2 separate regions of the Homo sapiens genome follow, and region 1 is linked to region 2. The links are chromatin loops, found by intact Hi-C in ENCODE. Cell type or tissue: heart right ventricle. All regions are shown on one strand. Each heading gives the region's core, and the rest is flanking DNA. Links, peaks and the distances in the headings are about the cores only. Region 1 has its middle 32 kb from the start of OR10A7. Region 2 has its middle 20 kb from the start of OR10P1.

Evidence for each region. A loop is a pair of places that touch in the nucleus more often than their neighbours do. Peaks named below come from ENCODE experiments on the same cell type or tissue, not always from the same donor. Only the 100,000 strongest peaks of a DNase experiment are listed, where the experiment ranks them.
Region 1: a loop joins it to region 2, with 9 times the contacts of the local background. A loop is called at or near these places in 14 of 110 quality-filtered maps.

Annotation. Positions count from the first base shown.
Region 1 is chr12:55,187,301-55,191,702 of GRCh38, reverse strand. No RefSeq gene overlaps it. Among named protein-coding and RNA genes, the nearest start is that of OR10A7, 32 kb to the left of the region's middle. In heart right ventricle, for the core only: CTCF peaks have their summits at 2,361 and 2,561 (motif pointing left); no DNase peak of the experiment used is centred there.
Region 2 is chr12:55,654,427-55,658,828 of GRCh38, reverse strand. It overlaps the pseudogene PSMB3P1. Among named protein-coding and RNA genes, the nearest start is that of OR10P1, 20 kb to the right of the region's middle. RefSeq lists enhancers at 2,176-2,305, 1-2,336, 2,426-2,505. In heart right ventricle, for the core only: a CTCF peak has its summit at 2,286 (motif pointing right); DNase peaks (open chromatin) are centred at 2,258 and 2,598; H3K27ac peaks cover 1,436 bases.

The DNA.
Region 1 (4,402 bases), core at 331-4,330, 470 kb after region 2:
TTAAAGAGTTAAAAAAATAACAGTTGCTGGGGAGGTTGTGGAGAAAAAGGAATGCTTTTACACTCTCAGTGTTGGTGAGAGTGTAAATTAGTTCAACCATTGTGGAAGACATTGTGGTGATTCCTCAAAGACCTAAAGACAGAAATACCACTCAATCCTGCAATTCCATTACTGGGCATATACCCAAAGGAATATAAATCATTCTATTATAAAGACACATGCATGTGTGTGTTCATTGCAGCACTATTCACAATAGCAAAGACATGGAATCGACCTAAATACCCATCAGTGATAGACTGGATGAAGAAAATACAGTACATATATGCCTTGGAATACTATGCAACCATAAAAAAGAACAACATCATGTCCTTTGCAGTGACATGGATGGAGCTGGATGCCATTATCCTTAGCAAACTAATGCAGAAACAGAAAACCAAAAACCACATCTTCTCACTTGTAAGTGGGATCTAAATAATGAGAACAAATGGACACATAGAGGGGAAAAATATACACTAGGATCTATCTGAGGGTAGAGGGTAGGAGGAGGGAGAGGATCAGACAAAATAACTAATGGATACTAGGCTTAATACCTGAGCAATAAGAAATCTGTACAACAAACCCCCCATGACACACGTTTACCTATGTAACAAACCTGCACATGTACCCCTGAACTTAAAATAAATGTATTTTAAAAAACACAGACATGGAATATTAATTCAGTCACATGGTATTATTGTACCTAACCCCACCCCAATCCTAAAATCAACTAATCGATATGCATTTTGAGTTTCAGAAATTTGATAGAAAATTAGAAATATATAAAATACTAAATCAGTACATTTGCTTGACACCCATCTAACCTGATTTATAATAAAGACATTTATTCACCCAGTCATAGTGGCTCATGCTTATAATTCCAGCACTTTGGGAGCCTGAGGTTGGAGGATTGCTTGACTTGAGCCCAGGAGGTTCCAGGTTGCAGTGCGCTATGGTCACGCTACTGCACTTTAGCCTGGGTAACAGAGTGAGACTCTGTCTCAAAAAGAAGAAGGAAAAGGAGAAGGAGAAGGAAGAAATGTATTCTATTTATGTTTACTCTGCTTTTGTTTCTACATTCTTATTACTCCTAATGTGAGAGGCACTTTTTGAATCTTCGACTCCTTAGCAGTCATTCTCCCTTCACCTTGTTTCTCACTAAAGAAACACACCTTGCCAATTCTCCAACTACATGTTAGCAGCAGAGAACATGGGGGTAGGCATGTGACCAAGGTCTCACGGAAGAGATTGGCTCAAAGTCTGATACATGACTCAGGTCCACTTAAACGAAGTTGAATTTTCACTTAAGAAAATAGAAGTGCTATCTTTTCCATTAGATTTGAACCTGAGAGGATATAACTGTGGATCTTCTGAGGCTGTAGCACAACCAAAGAGAGTAACTCTGCAGTAGTATCAATAGGAAGAAAATACTACCTAGAACTGTGTAAGTTTTGAGTCATGATGTCATAGAAGCCTGTGAACCCAGCTTTAGTTATGCACTGGAATTTTCTGTGACATGAGATAATAACTTCCTCCTACTGTTTTATCATTTGCTTACATCACTCTGAGTTAAGGATTTTTTAATCAGTAACTAAAAAATGGCTATATAATAATTCAAAAGCCATTTTAACTAAAGTTCTAGAGAATTGGTTTTTTTACTCCATCTATTATTCTAGAAAAGATTAATTATTACTATAGATTATTCTTCTAGTTTGATAAATCTTCATATGATTATATTGTTCTGTAATTTCCCCTACAAATTTCATGAATAAAATAAATTTTATTAATTTTATTATTTAATCAAACATATCTAATATATCAATAGATACACCCTTTAAGAATAATTCAAAAATAATGCAAATTAGTTCAACAAATAGTATTCATATATTACAAGATAAACAAGTCATTCATTTGTTTGGCAGAATTCCTACTGATTTTAACTTTATTTTATGAGGTTTTTCTATTTTCCACAGAAGGAAAGGGCTGGAAAAATCATATAATGCAAAAGTTCTCTTTGTGATATGATTCCCTGAACTGAAGAAAAATTTTCCAAATACACAAACCAAAACATATGATTAGCGTCCATACCATTTTTAGGGTGGTAATACATGCAGTGTGATTATGTTTTAATTTTTGAAAATTTAAAATACTGCTTTAAAAAGATTCAAAAAATAATGTCTTCTCAGTTTCTGCATACAGTTTTCATCGCCTAAAAGTAGGTGTCAAATATCTGTTATTATTTATTGATTGATCTGGCAATATTGATTAATCTAGTAACAATAATGATTACCCAAAATAGAATTTTGTACACTCACACATTTTTCACCAAATTATACGTTTTCAATTTTTAAAATACAATCAATTTAAGTTACTAATTGCCAAATAAATGCCTTATAAGAAGGAAATTGCTATATAATGATACACCCTACTATTCAAAGAAATTCAGAGGCAGCTTATATCCCCATAAGTGTAGGATAGTGACATGCCCATGAAAAGCTACCTAACAGTGCCATCTGGTGGAGAGAACGTATAGTGATTGTATGTGAATATATGTCATGTCTGAACTTATTTTTTTGGTATCAACTTTTATTTTAAGTCCCAGGGTACATGTGCAGGATATGCAGGTTTGTTAGTTTTTAATAAGTAACTAAAAATGGCTATATAATAATTCAAAAGACGTTTTAACTAAAGTTCTAGAGACAGTTTTTTTCTCCATCTTTCTATTATTCTAGAAAAGATTAATTTTACTATAGATTATACTTCTAGTTTGACATATCTTCATATGACTACATTGTTCTGTGATTTCCCCTACAAATTTCATGAATGAAAATAAATTTTATTAATTTTATTATTTAATCAAACGTCATATATTAATACATACATCTTTTAAGAATAATTCAAAAATAATACAAATTAATTCAACAAATAGTATTCATATATTACAAGATAAACAAGTCACCCATTTGTTTGGCAGAATTTTTAGTTACTGATTAAAAACAGGTAAACGTGTGCCATGGTGGTTTGCTTCACAGATCAACCCATCACCTAGGTATTAAGCCTAGCATCCATTAGCTATTCTTCCTGATGCTATCCCTCCTCATGCCCTCCCAACAGACCCCAGTGTGTGGTGTTCCCCACCATGTATCCATATGATCTCATGTCTGAACATTTTTAAACTTTAAAAAAAACCTGACACTTTGTGACATTTTAGCTTTCAGTATAATGTGACAAATGCAATTTTATTAACAGTATTACATTTGTTTAAGCAATTTAAAATTTATACAAAGAAATAGAATTATTCCTTCCTTTGCTCAGTTGTGTGTGTATACCAGATGAAGAACATGTCAAATATGACTCATTTTCTGTCGTCTAACTCTATTTTTGTCCATAGAATTTATAACTCTTTGGCATCTCTCTCCCCAATAACACAAACTGCTTGAGAGGAGAATCAGCTTTTCTCATGTCCATCAGTGATTTCCACAGTGTTCAGTCCAAAAGGCCTATTGGTTATATCCCCATCCTTAAAGAAGGACCTAAACCATACTAAATAAGTACTTGTAAAATAAATGAATGAATGAATATTGTGTTAAATTCTAGGTATTGCTTCATTTGAAAGGCCCAGATAATATGGTAGAGTACATTCATAAGGGTGGCCAGTATTGTCATATTCAGCCATGACAGATAAGATGTAACTGAAGTCATTATGAAAGTTGAATGTTATACAAGAAGACTGAAGTCATTGCCATTACACGGTTAACAGATGTATCAAGAGGTTTGATTTATTCTCAAGGATACATAGAGTATAACAAAAAACAATGGGAGGAAGCAACATGAAAGTACCTCGCTGCTCAATGTGAGGAAAATTTTCTAAGAAGCAGAGTTTTTTGAAAATGAAATAAACTGCCTTCAAAAATATAAGACTCTGCACTGATGAAGCTATTTAAGTGAATTCTAATTGGTTACTGATTTAGAATGCATACAGATAGTATTCATTTTGAATTATTTGTTAGATTATTTAAGACGCATCTATGACATAACACAGAATCTTTTGCATTTGAAGGTATTAAACACTTAAGGTACTTAAGAGAGCACCTAAAATTTAAATCGCAGGGTTTTTTATTTTCACCTGGTTGTCATTTCCTATCTTTAGGTAGAATATGGTTTCCAGTCTTTTGGGGGATTATTTATATGCATGAATTCTATAATTCAGACAATTATAATTAAACACTTCTTTAAGAATAATTAATTTCTGTCCCATAATCATCTGATACTTATTATCAAGACTAAAATTATTTTATTTAACTAAAAACGACACCAAGAGTATCTACCCACTTTAAGAGATAGCTTTAAAATTTAAAACATGATT
Region 2 (4,402 bases), core at 197-4,196:
ACCTGCTAGGTTTATCTCTGGGGTTGATGTGAGTGCCAAATGAGATGATGCAATGAAATTGCACAAGTGCTCTATTCATTGCTAGGCTGCAAATCTTTTCTTTTTTTAAATGTTGAGGGACAAAAATAATTGTGGAATTATTATGGCTGTGATTACAGTTGTGCTTCATGGAGATGGTCCTATTTGGAGCAGGTAATGACTGTGGCAGAGGCACTGGGTGCTGTGGAGCTGGGGAGCAGGCCTCAAGGAAACAGAGAGACTTGACTGATCCCAGGGAATTAATTAAAACTTACCCAGCATCTGTGGGGAGAAAGTACATGTTAATCATTACGTTGCATTCGGATGTACACAGTTTATTGCTTAGACTTTCAGAGTGAAAAGGATCTCAGGGGTTTACAGAGCCCAGTCCCCTGTCTCAAGTACTCTCTCAGGAGCTCTTAGCACAGGTAAGATCTTTGCTCACACATTTTCTGCAAGAAAAAAAACCAAAACCAAACAAATAACCGCTCCCTGACCCCGGAATTTGGCCCAGGAGAGTCAAGAAGTTGCAGGGTTCAGGGTAAATGGCTTCCCTAGACTTACGTGGGAATACACCACCCAGTGCTGCCCACCTTCGGGCCCCCTCTCCTAGCAGCTCTGTTCCCTCATATGTTTTCATGATCTCTAGGGAAGAGACCACTGCAATTCTAATTTCTTGGGTCTAATTGCAATGTCTTCAGCTACAACTTGAGGCCAGTTTCACCTTCTAACTTTGTGGGTTGGCCAACAGCCACTGATCCCCTTTCTTGTTGTTTTTTCTTTGTAGACCTCTGTGGTCATGGTCTCCTTTCTCTTATGTTCATGTTATTCTTCAGTTCATTTTCCCTCACCTTGACTTCCTTCATTCCTTCCTTCTCCATTTGGAGGATGTCCCATCTGGAGTGAGAGTGGACTGTCTTGTGCACGGGTATACATTTGCACAGGACCTGTGGCCTCTGTCCTGTGCTGCCTCACACCTTGCCCTTAGGTACTGTGGCTTGAGCTCATTGGCACTTAGGGAGCCCCTGCCATGGGAGCATCAGGGAAATTCTGCCCCTATCTCTGGCCATGCTTGACACTCTCCTGCCAGGGCCACTTCTTGCACCATCTTTGTCCCCTATCTCAATGTGCCTGTTCCTCCCCCAGGATCCCTGTAGAGACACTGAGTTCTGCTGCTGAGGCAGGAGCATGGAAGAGGCTTCTGTCTTGGGGAAGGCAGGCTTGTGGCTTAAACTCTTCCTATTCGTACAATGTCTGATCCCATGGTGGCCTATTTGACCCTCTGAGCTTTGCACTCTGGACTTCAGTGAAGTAAGTCTCTGGGATCTTGCACCCATGGAAGCACCCTCAGTCTCTCAGGGGCCCAGTTGTGGTACCTTACATCACCAATGGCCCCTTCCTTCCCCTAAACTTTGATCCCTGTCTCTGACTTCATGGCTCTGCTGTGGAACAGGTGCTGATTGGAAAAGCTACCTTTACTGGTGGGGATTACTCTGGGCTTTCCCGGCTACTCTTTCTGTGGGTAGGATTGTCCTGCGCATGCACACACACACACACACACTCACACGGACCTTGACACATTCAACACAAGGCACACATCCACACATAGACTTGCAGTAGATGGGCTGGTGGAACAGTCCTAGAGACAGCATTACACCAGCATCCTGGAGTCATGGGATCAAGCCCCAGCTCTGACCCTTAGTGACTGTGGATAAACCATATTCTTCTCTGCCTTTGTTTCCTCTTCTGCCACATGATGGAATAAGAGCAGGTGTCTCCAAGGCATCTTCTTTCTGTGACCCAGATGCAGACACGTTACAGAGACAGGTGGGGTGGGCATTGTGTTTGGAGGCTGGGTTTATAGTGTCTAGTTCCACTGGCTTAGGGGGCAGATAGACTAAGTTTGGGTCTGGCTCTGTTGCTGTAGGGCTGTGTGACCTCGAACAAGGAACTTCATTTCTCTCACCCCAGTTTCCTCATCAGCAGAGTGGGATTATTTAAACTTTGTATCAGGTGGTGATTTATGTAACAGTGCCGTGTCCCATACATGATATATATTATTACTGGTCTTAGCTCAGTCATTAATTCACTAATTGATCTTGGGTAAACTAAATGAGTTCTTCTCGACTTCATCGTCCTCCTGTGCAGAATGAAGGGTTTGGACCAGTAGAAGATGTTCAAGACCGCCTTTACCGTCTCCCAGGCAGCTCAGGGACGGGGGACGCCTTGTTGAACATGGCTGTTCAGAGATTTACCACACGGGGGCGATATGACCCCATTTGAACCGGCTCCAGAACAGCAGATTTTTGGGAAAAGCAAACAAAACTTCAATTTTTGGTCCATTTTTCAGACTCTACTCCTTCTTATTTTTATTTTTGACTCACCTTAACCAGAAATTTCAGAAATTTTGAACATCAGAAAGCTGGAAACAATGTAAGTACTTAGCACTCTGTGTTCTGCTTGTAGCCTTTCTACCACGCATGCATTTAAAAAATGTGCACTAACGGCCGGGCGCGGCGGCTCACGCCTGTAATCCCAGCACTTTGGCAGGCCAAGGCGGGCGGATCACGAGGTCAGGAGTCTGAGACCATCCTGGCCAACATGGTGAAACCCTGTCCCTACTAAAATAACAAAAATTAGCTGGGCGTGGTGACGCGCACCTGTAGTCCCAGCTACTCAGGAGGCTGAGGCAGGAGAATAGGAGAATTGCTTGAATCCGGGAGGCGGAGGCTGCAGTGAGTGGAGATCACGCCACTGCACTCCAGCCTGGAGACAGAGTGAGATTTTGTCTCAAAAAAAAAAAAAAAAAAAAAGGGCATTGACAATTGGGAAATATTCACTATTGATCAAGTTCCTTTTTTTTTTTTTGAGGCAGTGTCTGGCTCTGTCGCATGGGCTGGAGTGCAGTGGCGCGATCTCAGCTCACTGCAACGTCCACCTCCTGGGTTCAAGCGATTCTCTCATCTCAGCCTCCCGAGTAGCTGGGACCATAGGTGCCGCCACTCGACCCAGCTAATTTTTGTATTTTTTTGTAGAGACGGCGGCGGGTGGGGGGCGGGGTTCCCTATGTTGCTCAGCTGTTTTTTTTTTTTTTTTTTTTTTTTTTTTCCGAGACGGAGTCTCGCTCTGTCGCCCAGGCTGGAGTGCAGTGGCGCGATCTCGGCTCACTGCAAGCTTCACCTCCCAGGTTCACACCATTCTCCTGCCTCAGCCTCCCGAGGAGCTAGGACTACAGGAGCCCGCCACCACGCCCGGCGAATTTTTTTTTTCGTATATTTAGTAGAGACGGGGTTTCACCGTGTTAGCCAGGATGGTCTCAATCTCCTGACCTCGTGATCCGCCTGCCTTAGCCTCCCAAAGCGCTGGGATTACAGGCGTGAGCCACCGCGCCCGGCGCTCAGGCTGGTTTTGAACTCCTGGGCTCAAGCCGTCCTCCCACCTAGGCCTCTCAAAGTGCTGGGATTACAGGCGTGAGCCACCACACGCGGACTACAAAATAAAACTATTGATAAAACATTTCTAAAGGCGTAAAGTAGGCACAATTGGTTAAAAATAGGCGTTAAAAATGTCAAAATAAGGGAAGGCTAGACCCAGTTTACCGGAATTGCGCTGGTGATGGAGGGTTGCTAGTATACCACAATTATGTTTATTATGTCCCATAACCGAGGGGCCGTCATGGCCATGAAGGAGAAGAGCTGTTTGGCTATAGCTGCAGACAGGCGCTTCGGGATCCAGGCCCAAATGGTTACCACGGACTTCCAGATCTTTCCCATGGGTGACCGGCTGTATATCCATCTGGCCCGGCTCGTCACTGACATCGAGACAGTTGTCCAGTGCCTCAAGTTCCGGCTGAACCTGTGTGAGTTGAAGGAAGGTCGGCAGTCAAATCTTATACCCTATGAGCATGGTGGCCAAGGCCTCTTGTCTGAGAAACGTTTGGCCCCTACTATACTGAGCCAGTCATTGCTGGGTTGGACCTGAAGACCTTTAAGCCCTTTATTTGCTCTCTAGAGCTCATTGGCTGACCCATGGTGACTGAAGACTTTATGGTCAGTGGCACCTGTGCAGAACAAATATATGAAATGTGCGAGTCCCTCTGGGAGTGCAACATGGATCCAGAACAGCTGTTTGAAACCATCTTCCAAGCCATGCTGAATGCTGTGGACCGGGATGCCGTGTCAGGCATGGGAGTCATTGTCCACATCACTGAGAAGGACAAAATCACCACCAGGACACTGAAGGCCCTAATGGACTAACCCTGTTCCCAGAGCCCACTTAAAAAAACAAAACAAAACAAACAAATATATATATATGTATATATCCTTTCTTAAAAAAATCAAAATAAAACATTCTATCATTTTGTTTAAATGTTTTATACACTATT